Regions from separate parts of the Mus musculus genome. Here all the other regions are linked to region 2. Evidence: chromatin loops called from intact Hi-C (ENCODE). Cell type or tissue: left cerebral cortex. All regions are shown on one strand. Each heading gives the region's core, and the rest is flanking DNA. Links, peaks and the distances in the headings are about the cores only.

The links. Hi-C counts contacts between places; a loop is a spot of excess contacts. Peaks named below come from ENCODE experiments on the same cell type or tissue, not always from the same donor. Only the 100,000 strongest peaks of a DNase experiment are listed, where the experiment ranks them.
Region 1: it touches region 2 in a loop (5-fold over the local background); 5 of 42 quality-filtered maps call a loop at or near these places.
Region 3: it touches region 2 in a loop (11-fold over the local background); 5 of 42 quality-filtered maps call a loop at or near these places.

The regions. Positions count from the first base shown.
Region 1 is chr7:122,567,272-122,577,398 of GRCm38, forward strand. It overlaps Prkcb (protein kinase C, beta), which reads left to right. Exons shown (of 17, transcript NM_008855.2): 10 at 863-1,036. Among named protein-coding and RNA genes, the nearest start is that of Cacng3, 99 kb to the right of the region's middle. In left cerebral cortex, for the core only: no CTCF peak of the experiment used is centred there; DNase peaks (open chromatin) are centred at 5,553, 6,018, 7,367, 7,678 and 2 more places; H3K27ac peaks cover 5,364 bases.
Region 2 is chr7:122,665,149-122,674,929 of GRCm38, forward strand. Cacng3 (calcium channel, voltage-dependent, gamma subunit 3) reads left to right here and starts at 6,596. Exons shown (of 4, transcript NM_019430.2): 1 at 6,596-6,836. The coding sequence starts at 6,626. In left cerebral cortex, for the core only: CTCF peaks have their summits at 2,958 (motif pointing left), 5,439, 5,648 and 8,122; DNase peaks (open chromatin) are centred at 2,948, 4,797, 5,006, 5,980 and 3 more places; H3K4me3 peaks cover 4,493 bases; H3K27ac peaks cover 3,651 bases.
Region 3 is chr7:122,578,434-122,588,560 of GRCm38, forward strand. Prkcb (protein kinase C, beta) reads left to right here. Exons shown (of 17, transcript NM_008855.2): 11 at 3,997-4,088; 12 at 5,965-6,027. Among named protein-coding and RNA genes, the nearest start is that of Cacng3, 88 kb to the right of the region's middle. In left cerebral cortex, for the core only: no CTCF peak of the experiment used is centred there; DNase peaks (open chromatin) are centred at 1,518, 4,960, 6,190 and 6,537; H3K27ac peaks cover 5,568 bases.

The DNA.
Region 1 (10,127 bases), core at 1,737-9,736, 98 kb before region 2:
AAAAATATGGTGCTGAGAAGTGTTGCTTACAAAAACAGATAACATAGTATCTTTAGCAAATATGCCAGTCAGATCCCTCTGTCTTCAGGGAAGCCTTCCCAGAAGGACTAGGTCTCCTTAGAATCTGATCCAGGCCTATGCTTCCCAAGAGCCTCCTTGAAAATAGCACGTACAAGGCACAGTTCTTCTGACCGGGTCAAGAGCGAAGATAGTACTACCCTAATGAAAATAACACTGTGTCCATAAGCCATCTGGTTTGCTGACCCGGCTTATGGCCACAGCTTGTAGGAAGACGACCCAGGACAGCAGGTGAGGCTGTTAAAGCCGTGCATTGACTAGTCCTATAGTTAGTTGTCTGCTCACTTTTCCTCCCGAAGTTCAGGGTCAGGGAGCATGGCTGCTTGATTCTTGCTGCATTCCCAGCAGGCTCTTACCGAGCAGGACATGCTGAAGCAATAAAGGAGAGAGTGTCTCGAACTCAGTGTTACCAAACCTGCATCCATTCCTGTGTTGTTAATCTTTACTGATTATTAACCACACGTCTGATCCTTGGGAAGATTTCAAGTTAAGACAGTGAAATTTGATTCCATGGGGGTGATCATCATTCTAGCCATGTGGGCTGCCGTTGCTATTGATGGATGTGCCAAAGAGTTCAACACAGCCTCATCTTTCCTAGGACCGTCTTCTATTGATAGGACTTAACTATTCAAAGTCTGAGGTGGTTGCGAAGTGTTACTTCTTGTCTCTGGGTTAACACAGCATGTCTATCCAAAGCTGGGAGTGGTTTGCATGGACTCCAGGTACCCAGGGCTGTCCTCTAGGCCTCTTCTAACTGAGCTGATGTGCTTGCTGTCTTTCCCAGGTCATGCTCTCAGAGCGGAAGGGTACAGATGAACTCTATGCCGTGAAGATCCTGAAGAAGGACGTGGTGATCCAAGATGACGATGTGGAGTGCACCATGGTGGAGAAGCGGGTGCTGGCCCTGCCTGGGAAGCCCCCGTTCCTGACTCAGCTCCATTCCTGCTTCCAGACCATGGTAACGGGTCCAGCACTCTGGGTAGCCACTTCCAGGGTTGCCACGGGTTTGGGCCAGTAACAGTTGCCATCCTGAGGAGACACCTGGGCTGTCTGCCTTGTGGAAACTAAAGGATGCTGGGCTCACAGAAGTCTTGCCACTGTACACAGTCCCCTGGGGTAGATCCTGTCCCAACTCAGGCAAATCGTTTTATACTCAGACAATCCAAGTCTTTGCAAGCATTAAGGGGTGACTTAGGGACAGGGTCTCAGCAAATCTTCCTTCCTTCCTTCCTTCCTTCCTTCCTTCCTTCCTTTCTTTCTTTCTTTCTTTCTTTTTTTTTTTTTTAATTTTTATAGTCCGGATAGGAGCAGTCAGCCCTCCTAGCCCTTTGGAGGAGCATGCAGACATCTCTGCAGGTTGCCTGAGGCCTTTGCTAGGGGCCTTCCCCGAGGAGGATTTCTTGAGAGCACTGCTCTGAGAAAGCATCTGAGGCTGGGCAAAGGGTTGTAGGGAAGGGCTAGTGGTTTCAGAATGCGACCCGACAGCCAGAATGAGAGGGAACATTCATGCACTCTCTGCTGCTGCCCCTGCAAGAGTTAAGATGTCACTTCAGTGCCTTCTGACCAGTCCCCGTTCCTGTCAGATGTTGACCTCCATTCCCAGGAGAAGAACCCCAGCACAAGTGCAAATTAAGGAAAGGTTCATTCCTATTATCATGCAACCCAGGAGCCATAACGGAGTCTCAGCAGGTGTAGAAGCTTGATCCGAGACTGACAACCTGAGTTCAGTGCCCAGGCTCAAGCTGTGAAGGAGAAGACAGGTTCCCACAAGATGTCCTCCTAAAGCCATATATGCATTATCATGTGCACACGTGCGCACACACACACACACACACACACACACACACCATACCTACATGCACACATGCACACCACATGACACACACACACACACACACATGCTTGCACATACCTCACACATACACTCACACACACACCACACATATACACACACACCAAACATAAACACACATATTCACACACATACATGCACATACATGTACACACACTCATGCACATGTACACACACACTACACATGCATGCACATACCACACACACACTCACACACACAACACACACACAACCACACACAAGATAGATAGATAGATAGATAGATAGATAGATAGATAGATAGATAGATACATCGATACATCGATACATCGATACATAGATAATAAATAAATAAAATGTGTTTTAACTCTAAAAAAAAGGAGTTCATCCCTTAAGACATAGTTCTAAGGCCAATGGCCATGGCTTCCAAGAATGGACTCTGTAGGGTTCTTCTAGACCCTTTGCCTTTCAATCTGCACAATCTGACTTTATATCTCACCCTCTACATGAGATGGATTGGATGCTGTTGTAGTCTGCATCAAAGCCATTTCGTCACTTTCTTTTATCTGTTCTTGGATCTGCTGGGCATTCCGGGCTGTTTGGTCTGTAGTGTTTTCAGCCTGGGCTCTGCTTACCACACTCTCACAGCATCTCTACCTGCTTCTCTCTCCCTTGCATTTTCTAGAAATTGACAGCTAGGTCTAGAGGCTTGGTCAGACTCAGCATCTATCAGTTAGCAAGACGGCAGTTGCCCCTAGATTCCGGGTGTATTCTTTCAGGAAATGCATAAGGATCTTGGTGATGCTGGCCCAGACTGATGCTCTCAGCACTAAGTCAATTAGCTCACTGGAGATTTAAGATGGGAATATCTGTTTTGCATTTGCTAGCTGGGATGCTTTTTACGAAGCATTCTCCTTGCTTGCTTCCCGATGATCTGGCTCATACAGGAAAGGACAGAATCGATACTCCAATTCTTCCCTTTGTTTACGCTTCTGGATAGTGAATTAGTTCACAGTTGTGCTCTGAGGGGGACTAAAGCTTGGCTTTTAAAGTAAACCTTTAAGGGGAAGGGAGAATGGCTGTAAAGAAAATTTTAAGTAAATGACCGTTTATATTGCATGGGCACAGGCAAAGGCCAGCAACAAAGGAAGCCAAGTATCTTTAACATTACCTGGGGAATTCAGTTCAGAAGGGGTCCACATGTTAACAGAGTTAGGATGTAACCTTTGAGACTCCCCCTTCCTCCTTTCCATGGCTGGTTCCCAAACTCACTCAAGAGTAGCAGCTCATGACTGTCTGGTAAACAGGCCAGTGGCGAACTTGGAACAGCAGTTTGCAATTTTAGCTGTGTGTGTCAAAATGGAGAAGAGTGAGCCATTTATGACTAATGTTCATTAAAGGATAGCATCTTTATCAGTAATGAACTGCTTTGAGAATAGCCATGTGGAGTGGATTTGAGATTATTCCTTTGATGGCAAGTGGCCTCCCCCGTCTGAGCTTCATTTGTCTGGCACGATGGATTCCAGGAGCAGCATGCACATGGCAGGAGTCACAAGTGCTGGATTTTCCTCCAGGAGTTGTCCCATGCCAGGAACGCTAAGAACCTCAAGAGTTGGTGGACTCTTGTCCTGCATGGGGAGAGGATCTGTGACTCTTTCCAGACAGTTTCCCACTGCAGAAAGTAGAGGAGTGCAACAGGCAATTTTCTCAGTGGTTGGCAGTAATACGGAGTGGTTAGTTCATGTTCAGGAGCTGTGTTTTGTGTTGGGGGTGGGGTGATGGGTGGGAGGCTTGAAGAGATGCACTTACTCTAAGAGAAAAGGCCTGGTGAGGCCGTTTGAGAGGGGAGCAGGCACCTAGCCACCTTACCTGGGTTCAAGTAGACACCCAGCCACCTCACCTGTACTCTGGGCATCATTTCATTGCATAAAACACAAGAACTTATGTATTTTTCATTATGATTTTTCTTTATAATTTTTTATATTTCATTTTTCTTGAGACAGGGTCTTCTCCTACATAGTCTTATCTGTCCTGGAACTGCCTATGCAGACCAGGCTGGACTCAACTTAAAGATATCCTTCTGCCTCTACCTCCTGAGCACTGAGATTAAAAGCATGTGCCATCACATTCAGACTGATTTTTAAAACTCTGTGCATGTGTGCATGGCTGTTTGTATATGTGTATATAAACCAAGAGTTGGGAGGGGGCATCTGTGGAGATCAAAAGACCCTGTAGTGTCAGCATGTGGGATGCATAGGGAACAAGAGATCAAGTGCCCTGTTCACTTGGGATTCCCACTCTACCAGGGAGACTGGAAAAAGGGCACAGCAACAAAAGCAGAGGGGCTGGCATCGGGGAGACTGGTATTGTGAGATGACTTGTTTTGATGGGATCATCAAGGAAAGCCTTGGTGGTAAGGTTGACATTTGAGCAGAAACCAGAACAGGCAGGGCTACCTGGGGGCAAAGCAGTAGTAGGGAGCAGGAAGAGTCCGTGTGAAGGCCCCAGGCAGGAACACGCTCCCTGTGTCTAAGGAACAGCCAGAGGGCCAGTTTAGCCTGAGCGGATTGTCATGTTGTATTTTGTGACCCAGAATTCCTTTATGAATCAGCTCTCTTTAAAGGAACAACAAAGCTATTATAGCATACTGCAAACTTGATAGGTGTGTGTGTATGTGTGTGTGTGTGCATGCATGCACTAGAGATGTAGAATTTTGAAAATATAAGCTCCTTGATAGATTTTTTTAATCTATAAAGTAGTCAAAACATATGAAAGTAAAATTCATCCAATAATATCCTTGATGGTTTCTGCCATTCTTGAAATGACACAACGCTTTTGTTTTGTTTTGGCTTGGTTTTGGTTTGTTGAAACAGGGTTTCTTTGTGTAGCTCTGATTGTCCTGGGACCAGCTCTCTGTAGACCAGGCTGGCCTTAAACTCACAGGGATCCACCTGTCTCTGTCTCCCGAGTGCTGGGACTAAAGGCATGTTCCACCGCTCTCTGGTCCCAAAGCTCATTATTTTAAAAGTTGTTTAGAAAAACAAAACTCTGTCAGAAGTATCCTTATACTGTATTTTCAAAGCTTTCAAAAGTATGTGTGCCATTTTCCCTGTTAGTGGAAATCTAGAATATTAAATTTTGTTTGATGTATTCTAAATGTGTTCAGCCTACACATGTACACAGAGAAGGCTGGCATGGCCAAATCAAGACATTGATTAGAGTCAGGGAAGGATGTATAGATAACTGTCTTCTTGAGTTTCCAATATTTCAGAAGTGTCTCTACCAAGGCAATTAAAATTGGGGTGTGTGTTATAGACACACATGTGCATGCAGCCACATACACAGTCCAGAGGAGGACATTATGTGACCTTCTCTGTCCCTTGTTACCTTTAGACAAGGGCCAGAATGCTCCAGTGATTGCAATATATCTTCTGCACTTCCCAGAACTGAGATTACAGGTGCATGTACCCAAACACCTCAAGTTTTTACACGGGTGCTGGGGATTTGAACTTGGGCCCTCGTGCTTACACAGCAAATGTCGGGGCACTCATAGGTAACAACATATGAGCCATCTGCTCAGCCTCTTAGATTTTTAAAAAAATTGACCACAAGATGGCAAAATAGATGCAAAAGCTTTTGGAAGAGAGTTAAGTTTTAGAGAGTTAGTTGCTCATTGGATGAGCCCGTTTCAGGCAAATGGACTTCTGGTGAGTTGTTCCAGAGACACACAGGCCAAAGCATGCATTCCCCAGGGAGATGGATATGGACCTATGATTACCGGCCATAGGACTCCTAGAAAGTCACTAACAGCTGTGAATATGGGTTTTATCATCTTGTAAAAGGAGCCCATTACATGGGAATTAAAAGGGACAGTAGAACGAATCTAACAAACACCGAGTAGAAGTTTGTTCCATGATTGGAGCTGGGCTGGGGCCCCTTGCTGCACAGGCACACAATAATTTCATTTCCTCCCATCTTTTTGCAGTTTTTCTCAGGGACAATTGTCAGCCAGGCACATTCATGTAATTTCCCAACTGCCAGTGGGCACAGGCAGTTAAGTTTCTTCAGCAAAACATCTATTTTAACTGTTTTCTTTTCAATTGAACATATGCACCTCTTTTTTTTTTCTTAAATAGAATTAGATTTCATGAGTCATTGAAGGACAGAAGTTACTTCCTCCCCAAATTTGCTGCCATGGCCCAGCAATAACTCAGCTGCAAGGCATGCTGGGAGAAACATCCACCCAGAATACAAAAGAGGGCAGAGATGGGGACAGGGATGGTTTCCACCTATTGGCGTCATGCCCATTGAGGCTCCAGAGCGTCCAAGGGGCCATGGTGACTCAGGCCACATCTGGTTTTTGTAGTAATGCCCAAGGAGGTGCTTGGACCTTAGGGCAATGCTGAAGAAGGTTCTCGGAAGAGTCTTGGTCAGAGATGTCAGGGTTGTAAGAAGTAGGATACTTCTCTCCCACACTAAACTACCTCATGCATAAACAGAAAAAAGCAACCAACACTAAGGAAGTCTTTATGGGAGAAACAAAGGCATGTGTGTGCTTGACCTTGGAAGGAACTAGGATTTGTGAATTTAAGGCAGATTTTATCTTCTTTCTTATTGTTTCTCTGTTTGTCACTGCTTTTGGCCGGTGTGGCTTCTCTAATCCATATCCAGCAAATTTCCTGAGTTCCAATTCATAATCGCAGGAGAGGGGATCTGATTGATTCCGTTATGTCAGGTGTTCCTTCCTGGCCCGACCAAGTGTTTATTAGGTAACACTAACTCAGTGGGAACCTTATAAAAAAGTGTTGTGTCTACTGGGAGGGCATAATTGGTGCTTCTGTTAACTGGGGGATGCCAGTAGAATCCATGGAGATTCCGATACAGATGCAGTCTGAAGTGCCTCATAAAAAAGAGATGTAGTACCCAAGGGGTTCCTGGGAACTTGGCAGGTATCAGGGCTGCTGGGCACTAATGATTAGAGGATCTTGGGTAGGGAAGGAACCAGAAATGCCAACTGAATCTAAGTGTTAGGGCAGGTTGGGATAGTGATAGTTGGGTTCTTTCTAGTCTCTTGTATTCTTCTGATGGCAGCATTGGCATATTCATTTGATAATTAAAGATCCTTTAAGTCCACAGAAGAAGAAAGGTTCTTCCAGCCCTTGAGAACCTTTGTGTCTGCACCAAAGGGAGATAGGAAGCCAGAACAGAAAAAGCACGAGGTCCTTGTGTTGGATTGGGATTATCATGCTGTAGAATGAGAGAAAGAAGAGTTCAGTGTGCACACATCTCCTTGACCACACATTCACCCCTATGAAGCTCTGTGAATGCACACAGACTTGGCATGGCTGTCTGATGTGAGAGCACCCCATATGGAGGCGAAGCTGCTAGGACTCTACTCCGTTTAGGAAGACAGTGGGTGCGAACAACCAACCCCGAGGTCCCAGAGCAAGTATCCCGTGTAACTAGGGTGTGAACCAGGGCTGGCTGATGCCAAAGCCAGAGCTCTTATTCACAGTACTTCACGGCTTCTCTGGAGAGAAGCAGATGGCTGTGTGTGATAAAGGGATCAACTTACAGACACACTGAATTCACGGACAAGCCTTGAAAAAAATCATTAAAAATTGCTACAGAGACAACATAACACAATTCATCTTAGAACACTGTACGAGAGCGGCCCACGTGGTTGGTATCCCCTCACCAAGGTCTCATTAAAAGTGGCAAGGGACCCAGGGAGACGGTCCAATGGATGACAGTGCTTACTTCATGTGCACAGGGAACTGAGTTCAGAACCCAGCTCTCATATACCCGTAAACCCTCCTGCTGTGAGGGAGGAAACAGGAGGATCTCTGGAGCTTGATAGGCTGCCAGCCTCAGGGCAGTGAGAGACCCTAACGCAAAGAAATGAGGCAGGGTGATAAAGCAGGCCATTCAACATCATCCTCTAGACTCAGCACACATGCATGGGCCCATGTACCTGGACACATGTGTCCATACACCACACACATATACCATAATCTCAGAGAAAATGGCAGACATCCCACCACCACCACACAGGCATCATGCCCCACTCTATTTCAGCTACGCTGGGGGAGGATTGCCTCTTTTTGCGTTCTCTGTCTCCATGTGCTCTGCTCAGATGAACTGTGCGTAGGCAGTGCACTTATCATTTTATATGACCACACCCTGGACTCGCATTCCAAATTTAGAAAATTCTGCACAACTATTATACATGACATGTATACATGAGTTTTGTTTTGTTTTGTTTTGTTTTTTAGCTTTTTGAATTTACTGAGGGAATTTGGGGCGGGGGGAGAAGAAGAAAAGAATTGAAAATGCACAGGAGCCCCTTTCAGCTTACAGGCCACGGCAGCAGCACTTTTGAAGAGGCATTTTAAGGCTGAGCAGACTGGCTAGTTTGAAGAGAGAGTTGGTGAGTTTGCCTCTCTGTGCTTTTAATTGGAGATGACAGTGGAACGCCCACTTAGGAACGTCCTGGAGTTGGCTGGAGCCAGCTGGAGCCGGCTGGAGCTCAGGAGAGAGGGGAGGATAGAAATTGGAGGCAACACGTGTCAGTCCAGAGAGAGCCCCTGGGCCGTGACTAGAGGGGGAGGGGTACACCCATTTTGAAGGTGATCCTCAGTAAATACTTCTATGATTCTTATATGGGGGAGCCCATCAGGCAAAACCTCATCGAATACCACAGGTTTGAGAACAAAGAACGTCTGAGGCAATGGTTTTGTAAGGAGAATGGGGAACAAGGTCAAATTCCAGGGCTGTGGAGGAGATCCTATAGTTAACTGAGGTCCCAGGGTTTGCTCCTGGCTCTCTTAATGCCATTTCTTCTATTGCATTTATTTTGAGCATGGTTTGAATTAGTTATATGTATATTTTAACCAAGATTTTAGATGCTCTAGGGAAAAGTTCTGTATCTTACTCTTTATTTTGGCCTCTGTAATGACTAATACACACGTACACACATACATACACACATACACGCACATATGCATGCATACACACACACACACACAGACACACACACACACACACACACACACACACACACAAACATATGTTCAGAGGAAGCTCTCAAGTTTGCCTCTACTCAAGGTTGGCTCTGGTTGGCCCCCAGTTGGACTTTCCAAACTTTGTCATTCCTGGCTACTGCAGGATATGAACTTTGTGACATGGACAAATGGTGTTTGTTTTTGATATATAAAATAAATTCTTTAAAATATTGATGCACCAAAGTCAAATTGGATATAGAATGTAAATAGCAGAGTCCAGACTGAGTTTATAGTTTTTACAAGGACAGTGCCTTTCCAGTTATGAAGATTTAACATATTTAAGCAATTACGTTTCAGTTTTTAAAGTGAATTTCAACTTATGTACTTATTTTAGTCTTGCTATATAGTACGAGATGGTCTTATGGTCTTTCTGCCTCAGCTGCTCACGTGCTTCATTACAGGCCTGTCTCACCATAGTCAGAAAAAAACAAAGGACAAAAACCAACCAACTAAACGAATAAACAAAAAGCAAGCCGGATAGCCAACCAAATGACAGCAATGACAAAAACCCCATAAACTGAATTTCTAAGACTATTTTTTTTAAGGTGAGGAAGGATAGATCTTTGAAAAGCTGCTTACGTTTAACAATATTTCTTTCCATAATTCATTTTTCACTTTACATCCCAATCACAATGCCCTGTCTCCCTTCCCCCAGTCCTGTCCTTGCAAATCCCTGGCCCCTTCTCCCTCCCCTTCTCCTCAGAGGAGAGGATGCCCCCCGATACCACTCTACCCTGAGTGTATTTTAAGAGAGGAGTAAAGCTTACTGGAGAGCTTGAATTCACCCGGGGGTGGGGGAGGGGGGAAGAGACGGGCTAAAGCTCCCTCTTCTTCATCATCTTCAGACATGAGCTGGTCTCACCCATGGCTTCCTATCTCGTATGACTCCGTGTGCCTTAGTCTTCCTCTTCAGCAATAACACCCATGATGTAAGAAGCTTCCTATATTTGACTGTATTTCCAAGCTCCACAAACACAAATTATAAGAAGTTAGACGTGTACACCTATGATTACCTAGGACTATCTGCTACCCTTCTTTGAGAAACAGTGCCATTTGGAAAGGTGTCTGGCGGTGCCTCACACTGGCACTGTGGGTCCCTCCCGGCAGCTTGGCTGACAGTGGAGAGGCATCTGACACAGCGTTGGCATCATTAG
Region 2 (9,781 bases), core at 1,782-9,781:
GCTTCCTACACACTAGGCAAGCAGTATACCAACTGAGCTTACATCCCCAGCCCCACGGTAGGTGATTTGATGTACTCTAGAGCCTAAGAACCACAGGAAAAGTAGTCAAAGGCAAACAAGGATGTGGTCTTGGTGACATCTAAATCTTAGCATGATCCATGAATGACCATGGAACATACAGTTTCTTCTTCTGGCAAGATGGCTTTACATTCCTGAATTTACTGCCCTCAGGTTGCAGGCTGCCCCTGAGGGACATGCCAGTCCTTAGGCAAGGCAGCTTCCATAAGCTAAAAGAGTTGTCCCCAGAGATGCATCTGTGGTTTGTGGCTCAGGGTGAGGATTACATAAACATACCAGTTTGGTAAAGGGCATCCAGCCAACCACATCTGCTACAAGTGCTCTTATTTTCCTAGTTATTACTGTTCACTCCTTTAGACTGAATTTCCAGGTGATCAAGAATAAGATGCCTGTTGCTTGAGTCAACGGTGCCTGTTGCAGGTGTAAAGCTTAATCATTACTTAACTCAAATAATAGATTAAACAAATGCTCTTTGAGTAGTTACAAAATCCGGGGCAACAGTCTGAGGCCAGGAAATGTAGATGTAAACAAGAGGAAGCAACATCCTCATCGGGAAGATGTGGGCAAGCAAAATCACACATCTGTGCATCTGAGTGTTTGTGTGCTCAGGAATGATAGATGCTGTGACGAAACACACCCCAGAGTGAGAGGGGAGAGAGAAATATTGGGTGATACGTTAGACAGCACCATTAGGGAAGGATGCTCTGAGATTGTGACATTCTTTTGAGCTCATCACGGGGTATTTATTTTAATTTCTGTAAATTAAAACTTACTTTTTATTATGTTTATTTACTTATGTGTATATGTACATCCGGCACATGCCTACCAAGACGTGGATGTGGAAATAAGAAGGCAACTTGCAGGATGATCTTTCTCTCTTCCATGTGAGTCCCAGAGACCAAACTCGGGTCATCAGACTTGGCAGCAAGTACCTTTAACTGTTGAACCATCTAGGTGGGCAGCACTACACACACCCTGAAAAATTTTGGTGAATAGGATATTGCAGAGAGAAGAAGCCCAGGCATTAGGAATAGCTTACCCAAACAGTTGACATTTCTGTGCTGATAAATCAAGAGGTGGCTGAGAACAGTGGACTGGTGGCTTGCTGCTTCTTGTTTGCATTTAGTTTTTAATTAACTTTGAACACTTACCAAAATATGCTTGCATAAGATTTTAAACCAAGTAGGATAGAAAGAGCTGAGATAAAATTCCAGCTACCCTAGACCCTCTTGTCTTTCTGCACCCGGGCACTCAGTTTGTCTTTTAACTTACTCCACCCTACCCCCTCTTCTGCTTTAGATATAGTAATTGAATAATGTCAATTCTATCTTTGACATTTAAATATTTACTTACTTACTCATTTAATGTGTATGGGTGTTTTACCTGCATGTATGTCTATGTACCATGTGCATGCCTGGTGGCCATAGAGGCCAGAAGAGAGAGCATCAGATTCCCTGGGAGTGGAGTACAGATGGTTGTGAACTGCCATTTGGGTTTGCAGAGAATTGAACCTTGGAAGAGCAGCCAGTGCTCTTAACTGCTGAGCCATCTCTCTAGAACCCATTTGCTATTTTTACAAGATGCTTAAATTCTATATCTGCTTCCTTGAGCCAAATCTATGTGTCTTGGCTTCTATCTGTAGTGTTGGGATACTGTGTGCTACCTCCCTTCCCCAGCTCACAGGGCATGGTCCTCTTAGCCAGACTGTATCATAGGATCCCCTCCCTCTGAGCTCATTTGATTGGTAACAGTTTAATATCACAACACAAGCTCAACCAGTTAGGTTGTCAATTCTGGGTATTCTAAGTTGGAGCTCAATCTAACTCCCATCTTGAAGATCAAATAATAAAGAAGATGTGAGAGTTGAGCTTGATTATCAAATTGATTAACTAGAGAAGCACCTGGGAGATTCGTAAACCCCATAACTGGGTTTATCAGTGAGGTCATTTCCAGAGACATTAACCTAAAGGGGAAGATTCGCTCTCAGGCAGTCCATAGGCTGAGGGCACTCACCCTCCCCCCTTCACTCTTCCTCATCTCTTCCTTTCTTCCCTCTTGGATAAGCTCTTTCTTCCTGCTCCCTCCCTCCCTCTCTGCCTTTTGTCTTCCATAGTGTGAGCTGCCCTGATCTAGCAGGCTCTCTCTGAATTATGGATTGAGACCTCTGAATCCAGGAGCCAGTAGATCACACACCACCACCTCCATCCTGCTAGCTGCTTAGGTCAGGTGTTATTAACAGTGAGAGTGCAACACAGAAGATAAAACCTTTTTTTTTCTTCTACGAACTTAAAAGGAGGCACAGCTGAGAAACACAGGAGCCATCAAGGATCTCAGTGGCTTTTACTTCAAGATTCCGAGTCTGATTTCAATTCTAATTTCATTTTTGGCTTTGGGTTCCTCAAAACATCCTCCATATTTCTATGCTACACTCCCCATTTTCTCAAGTGAGCTCCAGTGAGTTTCTGGCGCTTGCAGATAAAACGTGCTCGATGATATAGCTTCTCCTGCTCCTTGGAGAATGAGACTTACGTCATTGTCCCAAGTGCAGAGCTGGCTGGCTTATACATGGTGGGCACTCAAAAAAATTATGCAATTGAATTAGCTGTTAACAATACTTTTATAAGTGGAACCCTAACAGATGAAAAAAGGCACAAATAAATATACTATGGCTGTTAATGGCAAGCTAAGAGTTCAGTGGAAGAAAAAAGTCTCAATAAGAGAAAGACGCACAGGTTTAAAGCTGTCAGAATGCCTTCTGAGTCTCCTGCCAGATGAGCAGGGTCAGAAAGGATCATTGGCAAACAGGGAGGAAGCCTCTGGCTCCATTTCCTTAAGAGGATGCTTTGAATTGCGATGAAAGAGCCCTCTAGTGGTGAGAATGTGCGATTCTCTCTCGGCCCAGCAGCAGATTCCACACACCCATGTGCACACCTACAGGTGTTACTGAATAAAAGACTGAGGTCCTCCCCGCTAGTAAACCAGGAGAAGTTGTTAGGATCTAAGTGATGGGCTCCCTGCCTCTGGCTCTCACTTCAGTCAGATGCTCTGACATGTTCCAAATGCCCTCACATTCAAATTAGCTTTGGCTTTGCACAAAGGTTACCAAGGATGATCTAATGTCATCAAGCTATAGCACAAAGCTCTATTCTTGGGCATTGCAGCCATTTCTCTTCTGCTTTCTGAGTATGATTGTTTTCCTTGTCCACATGAGCACTTGGCTGTTCTTCTCAGTAGTCTACCTGGGTACTTGGTTCTATCAGCTAGACACCCAGTATGTGTGGCTTTCTGTTACAAATCTGAGGATGTGGATCTGGGGCTACCGTTGCTTTGCTGTGCGTCTGGTGAATGGAGTCATGGAGTGCACTATCCCTAAGGCCAAAGCCCTCCCACCATCACTGCCTTGCTACAGAGTGCACCTTTCCCACCTCTGCTGGAGTGAGAGAAGAATAAAACAGATCAAGGAAGGTCTGTTTGATTGTTATTAATTACTTCATATTATTTAAACTTCTGAGAGTGAGAAGAAAATATCCTCCTATCTTATAAAACCTCCCAGGAAAGACCAACTTCACCTTCATGTAACTATGTGGCCTTTTAAATTGATAGTTATCAATCAAGCTGTGTGTGAAAGCTATACCTGTAATCCCGGCATTCTAGGCATGGTATTTTTTTCTTATACAGAAAATCTGTTTCTCAGTTATTAGTATTGACATTCTTTTTTTCTTATTTTATTTATTTTTATTAGATATTTTCTTTCTATACATTAGTATTGACATTCTTGATCACTATTATTTTTGTTGTTAATACAAATAATAGTGATTGCTAACTTCCTTTCTCTTTCTTTCTTTCTTTCTTTCTTCTTTTTTTTTTTTTTTTGAAATGGTCTTAATGTAGTTTAGGCTGGTCTCAAACTTGTTAGAAAACCTAGGATGGCCTTGAACTGTTCTTCCTGCTCCTTACAGGAAGGCTCATGTATCTTTCCCCCATTGCCTTCCATGTGTTTCTAGTCTTGTTAGTTATGGTTTTGGCCCTAAAAATGCATTTCATTTTGTTATATGTTAAATTGTCAGTATAAATGTGACATACATATATACAACTCAATGCATATAAACAGACAAATCCACACTGTACCTGCATATTCGCACACACACACATACATACATACATACAGCTGTGTATTTATATAAAGCACGATCACATGACCCTACAAACTGCACCATGTGTGTGTACACATATACTCACATATCTACTTTATGTCTGCAACAAATTCATAGGCATTCAGAAATCATGACAAAATTGACCATAGTACTCATTTAGACATAAACACAACTATACAAATAAGCCTATATGTGCACGCATATGTATATATAACACCAAGAACCAAATCTTCAAATGACATTAACATAAAAATAAAAATATCAAAGTAACAAAAAGGTTGTGAGCCAAGTCTGAGACTTCTTCAGTATATTGCCCCTACTCAGTTACCTGAATAGAAGCTCTCATACAGCCAGAAATGGCATCCTGGGGAATGGAGATGTCTGTGATCCCCTTCCATTATATGTTTGTCCAGTTAAATAACACTCAACTATGACAGCTGGTTGTGGGCACATCTCATGGGTTGTAGAAATAGCGCATGCAGCCTCAATTCCAAGCATCCAAATGGGTGTTACTACCTGTCAGCCCACAAGAAAATAATTGGTCAGAGCAATTCGGTGGAATGCCTGAAGTCAACTTAGTGTGTGTCCTTATCTATATGCTAGAACATATGGAACCGGGAAGCTGGTCTGTGCCAGTTCTTTTCAGCATTTGCTATTTCTGAGGGAAAGAACTCACAGGTGTGTGATGACATTTGTGCTTTGGGCAAGCAAGGAGCCCAGACCTAATTACACCTGCATCCTGGTCTGACTTAGAAGATGTTAACAAATGAACAGCACCAGGGCCTTTGGAGAGAAGCTGACGTTTTCAATGCTCTCTCATCCTGAATTCACCACCCCCTCAAATGTAAAAGTGTGAAAATATTTAAGAAGTGTATTCAGAAATCAAACCTTTACATCCCTTCATCCAAGGTCCCTGATATGTAAACAACAGTTTAGGTACATTTAGTTCCTTCAGCCCTTTAGAGGTATATATGTTCACATATACATATGAATGGTTCTGGGTCTGATGTAAGCACACTGTCTCCTGTGTAAATCTGAGCTCCGGAGACAGGAGGGTAGACATATTGGTTTGTTTTCTGAGGAATGAAATTGAGACAAATACACATAGACAACATTTTGCCCACCCAAGTGAGCCACCAGTCAGTCTCCCATCCCTTTAAAAAGATTAGATCTTTCCCGGCTTCTGTCTCCCTAGTGGACTCCTGCAGCAAAGAGCAAAGTTGCCTGGCTCATTGGGCTCAGGGATGAGGAGGAGGGTTGATTAGAGAATGCTGCGTGGGGTGGGCTCTGAGATAACGCGCGCGCCAGAGTGCGCTGTGGGCCCTTGTCCTTAACCCTTCCCTCTGAGGAGCCGGATCCGCCGTACTGCAGTGCCCTGAAGCCCTGATGCTGATTGCCCTGGGCTCCCGAAACTTTGCTTGGTTGTGGGCTTGAGTACGCAGAGCTGAGCTGGCTGGCTGGCTCTAGGAACGCACTAGGAGAGTGTTAGGGAAGGGACCCTTCAGCACCCGGAGTTCCTAGACTAGGACCACGAGGAACGGTGCAGCGGCAAGGGGAGCTGTCCCTTCAGCACCACGGACCTCCAACGACCCGGCCTTGAGAAGTGGGAGGCTGGGCAACAGGAGAGGAGCTGTCCGCTCAGCACCACGGACCTCAGCTCTCCGACGCAAGTGGCCGGCCCCCGCCCCAGGACTCTCCCTTTTCTCCAGTTTGCGCGGGGGTGTGGAGAGCAGGCGGAGAGCTTTCCTGGGAGGCTGGGGAAGCAGTGAACACTCTTCTCAGCGACTCGCCTCCCAGCAGAGCTATTTTTTGCCATCCGCCCTCACCCCCAGCACACGCGCTCGCACACACGCACGCACGCGCGCACACACACACAAACACACACTCACACACACATACACACGCACACACACACATACACACGTACACACACACTCACACACACGCGCGCACACACGCACACACGCTCACACGCTCACACACCAGACCTCTCTGGGTTTCTTTTGCCTTGAGTCTCTCGGGGCTGTGAGAAACCAGGCGCATCTCAAACCAAGCTGGCAGCTCCAAGCTCCGAAGCCATGCCCTGCACAAACGCTAGTCCTCACCAAGCTCCTGAGGAATGAAAGCAACCCAGGAATCCTCTGACCGCGGCAGTGATGTGGACCAACCCCCTGGAGCCCGCACCCTCCCGAGGGCCATAGAGGACTCGGGGAACTGGAGAGAGCCCAAGACAGGAAATCCCAGCTTTCCCAAAGTCCCCGTGGATGCTGACAAAAGGAGATCTGGATTTTTGGAAGAGGCCGTCCTAGGTTACCCAGCTGCAGAGTGATTCTCCCGTCTGTCACTGAATCTACCCCTCCAACCCCCAGCCGTTCAGAGTACCATGAAGAATTATGAGGATGTGTGACAGAGGTATCCAGATGTTGATCACTACTGTAGGAGCCTTCGCAGCTTTTAGTTTAATGACCATTGCAGTGGGCACGGACTACTGGCTATATTCCAGAGGTGTGTGCAGGACTAAATCTACAAGTGACAATGAAACCAGCAGGAAGAATGAAGAAGTAATGACCCACTCCGGGTTGTGGAGGACCTGCTGCTTGGAAGGTACTTACAAATTCCTCTCACTGGCTCTGAATGATCTGCTTCTAATGTCCTGACATGTGTTGGGGGGGAAATAGAGGCAATGGAGGGGAAGAAAAATAGTTTTAATTGTTGTTGGAAATATGTGAGGGTCCAGACTATGCTTCCACGGAGCCTGGTGCTGTGTGGATGGAAGGGTTGGGTCTTGTTGATTGGTTTTGGTCTATGCCAAATGTGATGTGATTTTGTAACGCTCTTAAACACCTTCTGCAGTTGAGAAAGCCTCTAATCCCGAGTCTCTAAGCATGTTGTGCACTGCTTGGATTTCTGTCTATAGAAGGAGACTTTGGATTTGTTTAATTACATTTTGGTGAATGGGGATTATTAAGGAATGGAAGCAGAGAAGACAGGAAGGTGCTGAGGGACTGATCTAACCTGGAGCACTCTGATCTGGTTTTTTATCTTTTAATCAATAAAAGCTTACCAGCCTCTTCTGAGTTTGGTCCAACTAGACATTGTCATGAACTCCCTTTGTTAACTTATACTAGGGAACAATATGTAAGCCCTAATCCCCACACCCTCACATCTAAAGAAAATGTCTTTATGAATAAGTGTTTCATTATTTAGGCTCAAAATAAAACTGAAGTCTTGGTGTTTGCTCTCCACCTGACTTCATTCATAAATCACGCCCATCACCAGCAAATGTATTTCCTTGACATTTAGATAAGACTGACTCTGAGAATTGCATCTCATTGCTTCTAATTTTAAAAATTAGAGGATTTGCTCTAAATTATAATGAGGTGGGCAGGCCATTTTAGAATGTGGAGCTCTTAGGTAGCCTATGTCACTACTAAACTTGCTTCACCACTTGAAGAGTGACTGTCAGTTTCAGTGGACAATACCTGGGTATCACAAGGAGTGAAAAAATAATGAAGAAAATCAAAGCTTTGTGAACCTGCTACCTAAGGGAGCCACTAGATTAAAGGGCCACTAAGAAGGGATTTTGTCTGCTTGGTTGATTTTTGCTGTTTCTCTGGCTTCCAGGAAGTCAGTGAAGTTTATCACAGTGATAGTCAGGAAAATACAGGCTTCCTCCCCTCCCCTCGATCTCCCTTGGTTCCTCCCCCTGCATTCCCTGTGGCATTTCTCAGGGTTTCTTGGGAACTCGCATTTATGTAAATGACTTGGGAACTAATGCTATGACATCACTTGCTAGTGTAATATTGCATCATTCTCTGGCCTCCTTCCCACGTCCTGACGCTCTGAACTCTCCTGCCTATAGCGCCACTACAGTTGATTCTGTTTCCAACACAGATTTGCAACTGGTGGGAAACCCAGGAGGGAAAGGGCTACTTCATGTGAAGTCAGAAAACACCAAGTACTGCTGCAAATGGTCTCTATACTCTTAGCTAAGAGATTTGTCCCTTTTAACTCTCAGTTAACCCAAGAAATGACTGATTCAGAATCAATAGTCTTGAGTTAGAACTACTGAAGCGTACACTGCAGCCAGTAAACTGACAGAAATTCTAAAATGTGGTTATTTCTGACCATTTGCAGTCGGCTAGCATGAGGTCATTCACCTTGGAGAATTTCCACCATTCCCTTTGCTGTGTTGGCAATTATGAATCGAATCAGTTTTGCAATGCTGTGATTGGTATATATGACGATGCCTACATAAGTGGCATTAAAAAAAAAAACCCGGGTTCTTCCCCAGCTAAAAGCCATACAGAAGTACATCAGGTTTATAGTCATTTTGCCCCTTGGAAATATTCTGGAAATGTAAAATTAAACAGTGATACTGACATTCTTCACCCTGCCTCATTTATTTAAATGTCTGTCAGGATAAAATCAGGGCCTACATTTCCTGAACCTTTCTTCAAACCTGCATAAAGAGCATTTCCTCCTCTCTTCGACATGCTGCTCTAGGCCTACAGTTCATGCCTGGGACCAAAGCCCCAACTGAGTGTTCCATGGCTTCAGTCGGGTAACTGAGAAAGGAGATTGGGGAAGAATTAGAAGGACTGGAGATGTGTTCTTGGGCTAGTCAGTTCTTTTGAGAAAACTTGTTGGAGCCTTCTTATAGTTTTTCTCAGCTAAGTCTCATGTTCTAAAGCATTCCATTCGGAAAGATACATAAACCATTATGAACCGGAAAAGTTTTTACCATCTAGATGGGCCTGGCGAAAATTTGAAGCCAAGATTCTTCTTAATGGATTGAACACATCGGGTGCTCAAGAAATTTGCAGGAACCTCTGTTTTCTGCATGGTAAGACACATGCAACAGACAGCATATATTCTAGGATCTCCATCCTCTGTAAGGATGAAGATAGATAGCCATTTCTATTCACTAGCTCCTGTCTGTCTCAGAACAGCAACATTCTCATCTTCTGGTTTTCTAAACATCAAAGAACCTATGTAAGGAGTATTTTAAATTATTTTTTTCTTACACATCATTTAGAAGAGTTCTTTTTTCATACTTTAAGAGCCATGAGACAATGTGAATATTTTGCTCCAAATAAGAAAATACTCAGGAGGGACATGACAGCTGTATGCAAACTTATGAAAGGCTGTCATTTGGAAGAGAGATTTGAAATGTTCTTTGTGGCCTCAAGGGGGTCGGTGTTTTACCTAAATATAAATAACTAACCAGCGTGGGGTAAGAGGCTTGAAGCAATAATGAGTCCCCTAACAGCAGAAGTATTCAAATATATATGTATTGTCCCCACACTTGGCTAGCCACTGGAATCTTATGAATAGGTTTTTAAAAATAGATTATCAGACTTTACAACTACATTCCAGGCCTCCATAGGTCTATGGTGCATCCCTGGAATCTAAATTTTCTAAAAGTCCTTCAAGAAATTATGATGTTAGTGCCAACATGTTTGTTTGTAATGAATGTTTACAGTGACCCTGGGAATGACTGTGAATGCTCATGAGGACCACGACACTCACAAGAGATGCTTTCTTGT
Region 3 (10,127 bases), core at 709-8,708, 88 kb before region 2:
AATTCTCTTAGGCAGTATGTACATGCCGTAGGTGAGGAGTAGCCACTGTATAAGTGAAGAGAAAACTGGAGATCAGAGAGGTTAAATAATCGCATGGCAGTAGCATAGCCAGTAAGTGGCAGAGTGGTATTCCAACACTGTGTTCATTATGGGTCTGGGATCTCTGCCCTGCAGTTTCTGCGCTAACCTTTCCAGTAGGCTTTGCAACTTTACACGTAAAGCCGACTTTTACATCACACCTCAGCATTACCAACACATTAAATAACCCAACCCACAGTTTACAAAAACATACTCAGGGCTCTAGACATGGGACTCTGACCCTTTCTGTTCCATTCTTAAGTACCATTCCGTTCTAATTCTTGCTTAAATTTTCTCTTTAAAAAATGGCTATGACCCACCAAGTTCATATGGTGCCTATTAGAGTGAGATACAGCATTGGCCTGGCTTGAGAAGCCGAGTGATGCCCCTTATCCGGGACATAGTCACAGCACTCAGCAATGTGTGTCTGACAGGAGCCACTCTGTTAGAGATGGTTGGCTCTACTGTCTTCACCATACACAGAGGACACAGGCCCAGGGACATAGAGTGATCTTGAGGCCTATCCCCAGAGAAACTTCTAAGACACCATTTGTTTTCCAACCTTTGAACTCAGGATGGTGTGTTGGGTACCCAAGGATTCCTGTGCCGTTTATCTATTCGATCATTAATTTACATTAATCAATTGTTTTGGCCAGAGATGGAAGACATTCAGTAAGTACTATATCCATCTCTAGACCATCGCTCACAAAATGAAGGCCCCAAATCTTTGCATTTTCCCATGTACAGATCCCCTCACTTGATCTGGTCTCTTCTCTCACCCTGTCTCCTTTCTTCTCTGTTCGGCACAATCACCGGTACCTGGTGCATCCTAAGTTATAGTAGATAAACTCTACCCATGGCCTTTGCTGGGCTCTTTCCTCTACCAGATCCATGCCTGCTCTATGTGGGTTTGCTCAAGTGTCTCCTCAGTGATTTATTCCGACCATTTTCCTGCAGTTGGCAGCCTTCTTCCCTGTCTCATTCACCGGCACCCCAGTCTCTTTAACCTGGATTTTTTTACATAGCACTGGCTACCTTTTGACACTTTGTAACCGCTAGTTTTATCTTTAGCAGTGTGTCTCCACTGAGTTGAAACATAGATGCCAGGGAGTTTTGTTGACTTTGTTCACTGATTTCTCCTGCACCTGTAACCTGGTACCTAGTAAGGCTCTGTAAATAGTTCTTTATTTAAAGAACAAATGGATAAACAGCTGAGATAAACTGCCATCGGGTTGACTAAGTAATTACAAACTATGATGCCATCAGAGGGTCATCCGCGGTTTTACAGGAGAACATAACAAGCAGACCTGACTTAGATTGGGTGGGATAATTTAGAGGAAACATTTTTTTTAGGCTTAGAACATGAGGGGGATTTTAGTTTCCTGCAAATAGTGCAAGCCCTGCCATGGTAAGCTAAAAGAAAGCAGACTAAAGAAACGCTCTAACCCAGGCAGAGCTAAGGGGAGGGGGTGTTGCTTATTCATTTAGCAAAACCCTTTGACAGAAGGAAAGATGCCAAATCTCAGGTAGGCATCTCTCCAAGACCATGATACCTTCTGCCTCATTAGCCTTATGGACAGCACCCTGGATCTGATTCCCTCCACTGTTCAAATGAGGAAACCCAGATATCAACACGTCAAATATGCCCAGCTATTAAGAGCCAGAGCTGCACTCCTAAAAAAGGTCTCTTTTGCATCTAAGCATGTGTTCTCTCACTCTCTGGGCACCTCTTGTGTTGCTCAAGTGCCAGGAACAGGCTTACCCAGCCCCTGACCTGAAAGAGCTCACAGCATGCCTTGAGAAACATGTACAAAGTCCCCTAGGTTGAGATACAGTTTTTTTCCAGGCCCCAGTTGCTTCACTTCTGCATATGTCCTTGTTTTAGGTTCTTGTTGTTATGTATAAAAACATGATCCTCAAGGCTACATAAAGCAGTCCGAGAAGGGAGATTAGATTATTCAATATGGCTACTTTGGAAAAAAGCAAACTATGAGTCTGCCTTGGGGGTTATGGTGTGGCTTGGCTTTAGATAGAGGGAGAGACATATGGATAACGAAGCTGCCCTGGTCAAGCCATGGTCCTGCCCTTCACATGATCTTAGCTCTGCTCTGTCCTGCAGGGTAGTCTGGCTGTGCGTAATCTCTTCCTGCAAGGCACATGCTCCCTCTGGATAGGCTGGCACCAGTTCTTCTGTCTCCTCTTAGTATGGGAATTCTGGGGAAATTTTAATTCTTTGGGGTCCATTGTCTTTACATTCTGAGAGCTGAAGGGAAAGGTATAGGTGTCCCTTTAGAGCATCATTTCTTCTGATAGAGAGGTTATGATTTCTCTCCCCTTGCTTTTAAATTTCAGTCTTGAGGGATTTGGGGCAATCTTCTGGATTTGCAATGAAAATTCCTGAATTATGCCTGTGTGCATGCCAACATTTGCTATAACAAAATGTCTGAGAGAACCAATTTAAAGAGAAGAAAGGTCCATTGGCTCATGGCTTCATGGGTTTCAGTCTATGGTGAGCCTACCCACCATTACTCTCATCGAGGAGGAACACAATGGTGGAATGCTGGGATAGAGCAGAGGAAGGGTGGGAGGCTAGGGACAAAATACCCCCTTTAAGATCATCTACCAGTGACCTACTCCTCCAGTAGCTACTGTCTCCTAAAGTTTCCTAAAGTCTCCCAGTAGCTTAGTAAGTTATGAACTCATAAGAGTTAACCCATTAATGAGCCCAGAATCCTCATGACCCAGTCACTTCCTCAAGTCCCACCTCTGGACGCTGCTGAATGGTTTTGGTTTGAATATGATGCATTCTCATGGGGTTATATACTGGGGCCTTGACTCCTAGCTGATGGCCCTGTGGGAAGTGATTGAGTCCTAAGAGCTCTGGCTAAAATAGACTTGTCCTCCCTTTAAGTTGCAATCTTAGGTTTTTAGCCACAGTGTCAAGAAAGTTAACTACCACGGTCAGGGCTCAAGCCTTCCAGACGTGAATATCTGGGGAAATATTCCAAGCCCAAAGTACAGCATTGTCTTTCTAGGCTGTTGCTTTAGAAACTCTGCTAACTGATGGATTTTGGTAGCCACCAGGTTAGTTGTCTGTCACCTCAAAACTCTGTGGCTTAAAGCAACAGTAAACATTGATCACTTTACAGCTTCTGTCAGGGATTTAGGCTAGCACATCTCCTTAAAAGTCTAATTTCTGGTCTCAAAAGAAGTGACAGTCAAGTGGCCAGTGGCGACCACTTCAGTCCTCTGAAGGTTGAGACGAGGAAGGTGATTCGGTAATATGACTAGGGTGTTGGTGCTGGCTGTGGATAGAAGCTTTGAGTTCTTGTCAGTAGGTCTCTGCATAGTGCTGGTTGAGTGTCTGCACATCACGGCTGCCGTAGAAGACATAATCCAAGAAGGTGCACAATGGAAGCCATAAAGTCTTTTGTGACCTTACCCCAAAGTCATGCATCCTATTGGTTACACAAATTAGCCCAGTCATTGAGGGAAGACAGTCCAGGACAGCATGCACATTAGGAGGTGAAATCACTGGAGAGCCAACCTGAAGACCGGCTCCCACAAATATCTATTACTGTAAAATTATATACCCAATATTTATTACTTTTTGTTCCAGCAAACCCTGAACTAGGTAATAATATCAATTAAGTAGTAAGATCCATGTGTTAATTATATTTTCCAGCACAAATGAATTTCAATTTGTAGTTATTAATTAAAAGTGTTCTCATTCTACCTGTGCTAGCCTGCATGCTTACAGTGGCTCAGAGGTCACCCTTAGTGGGTGCTGGGCCCTGCCTGAAAGAACACTCCGGAGTTCTGGTAGCTCTCATCATAAGTCCCAGCTACTCCCTGCTCCCCGTTTGGGTCCTGAGAAAGTATGGGGTGCTGACTTTGGTGTTTGCTCTCTTTCCTCAGGACCGCCTGTACTTTGTGATGGAGTATGTGAACGGGGGTGACCTCATGTACCACATCCAACAAGTTGGCCGTTTCAAGGAGCCCCATGCTGTGTAAGACAGACCCTCTTTGTGCCCTTTCCTTGGGATAAATGATTGTCATTTCCTTTAAGTTTTAGCCTACTAGGGATTTTTTTTACCCCAACATCCCAGGCTTCTTCTTTGTGAGCGTTATTTGGCCAAGGACAACTGTATTCTGCTCGCTTTGAGATGTTTCTTTATGTTCCTGAAGGCCAGCTAAGAACTCATAGCTCTAGACCAATGACTGTTTCATAATCTCTAATTTTTTTTTGCCCCTCCATCCTGAGAAAGGTCTTATAACTTCCTTGGGGAATGTCTTTGCAGGTTTTTTGTCTGTTCATTTGCTAATATTTATTGAGAGCGTTCTTTGTGCCAGACCCTCGAGTACTGAACAAACACCATCTCATTTCATCCTGAGCGGTACGGTGAGGGAGAGAATCTCACCCAAGCTTTACAATCAAGGGCAACGAGACCCGGAGGGTGGGAACCGCCAAGATTCTAGACCTAGGGGAGGGTCTGTGTGGGTGAGACCCACCTGTGTTTGTTCATCTGTTTCCTACACCTCTTCCCTCTGACTCTTGGGGAGATGGGGGTTTGAGATGATTTGCAGCTATGGTTTGTGGGTTCCTTCATTCTGTCCCGCCCCCCCCCCCCCCCCCCCCCAGTGCAGAAACCAGCAAGAGATCATTTGTAAAATAAAAATCCCAGAGAGCTTCCCCTTTGCTTAGAACCCCGTGGGTGAGCAGGCACAGAAAAAGCCACAGGAACGAACGTCAATTCTCCTTCCTGGGTGTTTGCTTAGGTTTTATTGCTTCTCTTGAGAGCCTTCAGAGCCCATGGAGGGACCCATCCTACAGCTGGGGGGAGGGGGAATGGGTTCCTGTTCCGTTCAGCCTGCTTCCTGTCTTCCCACCTGCTAAAGCCAGGAACACCATTCTGTTTAGCCCGTGCTTCCCAATCAACCTTTGCGATGGAATCACAGGACTGTTTTTCTTTTCCTCTCTCACATCAAGTTGACCCAGGTTTGATTCATCATTTCATGACACATACTATTAGGACTGAGCACAGCTCCCTGAGGTCCTGCCAGCCATTGTGGTATTACTGGCAAGGTTGTTTGATTGTTTTGTGCTCCTAAGATGTCTTTAGTGAGCCAGGCTTAATGGTCAGCTCTTGAGATGCTGAGTCGGGAGATTGCAAGATTGAGGCAAGCCTGGGCTACATGATAAGTTACAGAGTTATGTGCCAGTAGAGCTACCTGCAGAGTGAAGTTAGGCCTTAAGAAATAAAATAAACAAACAGGGACTGGGGAAGTGCCTACATACATACTGCTCTGGGTTCTTCTATTATCCCCAGCACCACAAGAAAAACAAACTCCTCTTCCTTCTTGGTGGAACTACATATTAGACACCAGCTGTCTCCAGTCCAGGCTGGACCACTCATTTGCTGTATGTCCTCTCCAGGCTTCTCACAGACTTCATCTCTAAGCCTTGGTTTCCCCATCTGAACAACAAGGTGGTCCTAGTAGGACCTATGTCATTGGACTCTAGGTGGAATGAAAGCAGATAGCCCCTAAAACAATGCCAAGTGCATGCTAAGCGTTTAATGGCTGCCAGAGGCTGCCACTAAAGTCCTTCAACTTGTACTATATTGAAACAATCCTTCTCCGCCAGCCCACTACCTCCACAGCCCCTCCCCACTATGCAGCTGCTGACCCTTTACCCACCCCCATGTGTTACTCTGGACCATGCTGTTTACCCACCCACGCACTGTGCATTTTAGGAGACGTAGAACTGACTATCCATCATGGGCTTTACATGCCTTGCGCCTCATTCAATATTCTATTGACTTCTGAGCTAAGTGTACGGTGCCCTTGACTTTCCCCATCACCATTTTTTTCTTCTAATTTCAGATTTTACGCCGCAGAGATTGCCATCGGTCTGTTCTTCTTGCAGAGCAAGGGCATTATTTACCGGTAAGTGAGCATGGCTGTTCTTTCTGTCTCCTCAGCTCCCTCAGCTCCCTCAGCTCCTCCCTTCCTGCCTCTTTCTTCAACTGCTTTTAAAATTAGAATCTGTGGTGGGGGAGGAATCCTCCAGTACTAACTTGGGCATGTGTTCTGCCAGGCAGCATCGCCCACTGCCCTGGCAAAGTTTGGGCAGCTGTATATGGTGATAGCAAAATCTTGATGGACTGTGTCATCCATGATTCTCTGGGACCTCCAGCACGAGGACACAAGTCTCTGAGAAGAGGCAGCTCTGAGAAGAGGGCGCCAGCAGCACTTTCCTCCTGGACCCCACATCCGGGAAGCATGGAAAGAGTCGACTGCCGAGTGTGGCAGGATCGTATTATTATGCAACCATTTTTCTTGTATGTAGCTGCAATTTGGAAATAGATCTCTGAGTTGCTCTCCCTGAAAGACAGGATTAACTTCAGAAGTTGGCATTTGCCGGTTTGGGGAGAAACAAGTGTGTGATCATAGCTGTATGAGTCACACCATTTTATATTTCATGCAAGGCAGGGTAGCGAGCCTGAGGCTGCTACTTGTCAGTGAGTCCAGGGTGTACAGTTCCTCTTGCGCTGCGCAGATGAGATGGCACAGGCGAGGGGGGATCTACTGACTTGTTATGTAATAGGAGCCAGTGGGGAGTGTGCTTCTATCAGCTCTTGGCATGAGCAAGGGTCTATTTAAAGGCTCGTGAAGAGTCATATCAGCCCATTTCATTCATCTATTTGACAGATAGTCATCAAAAGCCTACTGTGTGCTGAGTACTGTTCCAAGTGGAGAAAACAGAGACAAAAACTGTGGAGCAAGGGACAGAAAAAGAACTATGGAGAATGGGGTTTATTGGAGTGTGGCAGTGTGTAGAAAGGATAAGATGGGGTTGCTGGTGCTGCGTACAGATGCTCACCTCTACTGTAGAAATAATGGAAATTCTGGCCTGCAGTTAGTGAATCTTGGGTAAACTGCAGGAAGACACTAACCAAAAATCATGGGTTAAGTTGTCACGCTACAAGACTTTCATCTGCCTCAACAAAATGTTCTAACTCCTTCCCAGGATGTGGCTCTCAAAGAATAAAACCAACCAGGCTCCTAAGAAGATTGTGAACTACACATGTATTAGAAGAAAACTCAGCCCCAGGAATGAAACTGAGTTCTTGCTAGCTAGGCTGGGTTACTCGGGGCTCATTATCAGCCTAGTGTGGTATGGACTGAGATTTGGAATTGATGAACAAGTAGTTTGGGTGCTAAAATGATCTATCTATCTGTCTATCAATCTATCTATCAATCTATCTATCTATCTATCTATCTATCTATCTATCTAAATCTATTATCTATCTCACCTCTTTCTCCTCTCTCTCCTTTCCTCTCTTTTAGATTCCCCCTTTTATTCTCCATTTTTAAATTTAATTTTATTTGTAATTCATTTTTTACATTCTATATTCCACTCCCCGCCCCTCCCCTCCCACCCTCCAACTGCTCCACATTCCACATCTCCGCCCCACCACACCCTGTCTCCACATGGATGCCCCCACCATCCACCCCATCTGACCTCTAAACTCTCTGGGGTTCTCCAGTTTCTTGAGGGTTAGGTGCATCATCTCTGAATGAACATAGACCTGGAAGTCCTCTACTGTATGTGTGTTGGGGGCCTCATATCAGCTGGTGTCTGCTGTCTGCTTGGTGGTCTAGTGTTTAAGAGATCTTGGGAGTCCAGATTAAGACTGCTGGTCCTCCTATAGTATTGCCCATCTCCTCAAATTCTTTTATTCTCCATTTTTAATGTAAGGATTTTTTTGTTTGTTTGTTTGTTTTTGGTTTTTTTTGTTTTTTTTTGTTGTTGTTGTTGTTTTTTAACAAAACCTACTTCTTAACTTAAAGACTAGGAACCCAGCTGTAGTTATACATACCTATCAACCTATCACCCTAGTACATGGGAACATGAAGCAGGAGAATCATAAGTCCAAGGCTAACCTGGGCTACAGAATGAGAGTCTATCTCAAAATACAGAGATATGAAATGATCACTTCCATGAATAGTTTCTCTGAGTAAATCCAAGTCCATGTCCCAGGTTTAGACACGCAGTTGTATTCACCCAATGCTGTGAATCAAGAAAACTGGTGACCAAGGAACTCAGATGGTAGCTGAGGGTAGCCATTATCACCGGCTACAGCTGGTTTACAGTAGGTGTTGGCAGTACTTGTAGAGTCCAGCATCGGGAGCTCAGGGAAGAGGCAATGTCTGTCTCTCGTGGTGATGTTAGCAGTAGCTCCAATATGCCCACTCTATGCCCACGCTATGCCCACTCTGCATTTGGATCAACATTGTCCCAGCCTCGTGGAGCGTCCCTGTTAGGCTCTCCAGCTTCCTCGGAGACTTTGTGAACCTCTCAATATCTTCCTATAAATTCCCTTTCATATTAAAATCATCACAGTTGTTTTTCATTGCTTACTATCAAGAAGCTCAATTGAAATAAAGTTCTAGAAATTGATAATCAAGTGAAAATTGTAAAAATACACGACAAAAGATGTCTAATTGCATGATTTCATAGAAACTTCCTCTACAGTGAGAAATCTTTTCAAGTGTCACAAATCGCTGCCTCCTTCATTTAGATTTCTGCTTGATAGCATGGTTCTTCTTTATTTTTTGAGATTATAATTACGTAGTTTCTCCCTTCTTTCCCTTCCCTCCAAACCATCCCGTATACTCCTCATTTCTCTCTTTTAAACACACAGCCTCTTTTTTTTTATGGATTGTTGTTGCACACAGATATGTGTACATATGGTATATATACTCGTCTGAGCACACACACGTCTAAACACGTATGTATAACCTGATCATCTGTATGTTTCTTGTATGCATGCTTTCAGGGGTGATGACTTGGTATTAGCTGGTGTATAAGTTGGTGTGCTCCTCCCTGGAAAAGACCATTTCTCTCATGCACAGCATTCCTTAGCTGTCTCTAGTTCTCTCTGTATGGTTCAAACCTCATGGTCTTCCCCCCACCCGTATTAGCACATCTATTGTTGTCCTTGTTCAGATCACATTTGGGCAGTCACGTTGATAAGACTGCATGGATGTAGCTTCAGATATCATTAGAAGACAGAATCTCACAGCAAACTCTATGATTCTCTGACTCTTACAATCTTCCCACCCCCCTCTTCCACAATGTTCCCTGAACCTTAGGTGTGAGAATTGCATTGTAGACGTATCCATTGGGACTGGGCTCCACAAGTCTTCTCTGATTATTGGTTATGGTTTTCTTTGATGGCTTCCATCTGTTTCAAAGACAAGTTCCCTTGTTGCAGGTTGAGGGCTACTTGTCTGTGGGTGTAAGGACAAATAGTTAAAAGGTAGTTAGTGATTGTGCTGACTTAGTCAACTGTACATGAGGTACAAGTCCAACTGAGTTGTGCAGTTCTTAAGGATGTAACATGACAAATTTTTTAACCTTTCCTTTTCTGAGGAGCATACTATACGTGGATGGGGTCAGAGATACCTGAAAGAGCCTTCCTGTCAAACTTAGTATCTGGTTTATTGGTCATTGTCTCTGAGGTCTGTGCTAACTTTCCTTAATGGAGTTCTTCAAGATAAATGTTCCAGCCCTCTTTTGACATCATAATGAGAGTGTCTTATAGGGAAAACATCAACCAAAGCAACCAAAGACTGAGGAGATAGCTCATTGGGTAATATGCAATCATGAAGACCTGAGTTTGGATCCTCAAATACCCACATTCAAAAACCCAGCTGCTTGTTTCTGGCTGTATAGTCAAGTTGAGGGGTGTCATGTGTAATGAATTCATACATACATCTGGTATATATTTTCTGCATAGTACAGCACTCCTGGTTTCTAGCCTCGCATTTGGACACTGTGGCTTGAAGACAAGCTTGAGTGCTGTCTAAGATTGGTCCTATGGATGGTGCCAAAGATCCTTGAGATGGGGAAGGTTGCTGTCTGCAGTGGGTGCAAGTGTATGAATCTCCTCTTGGATGAAGAGACTTAACAGACAGATAGGAGGTGTCTGGATAGTTTGTCACGATATCTCTTCAGCTAACAGTGACCACAACTTAGT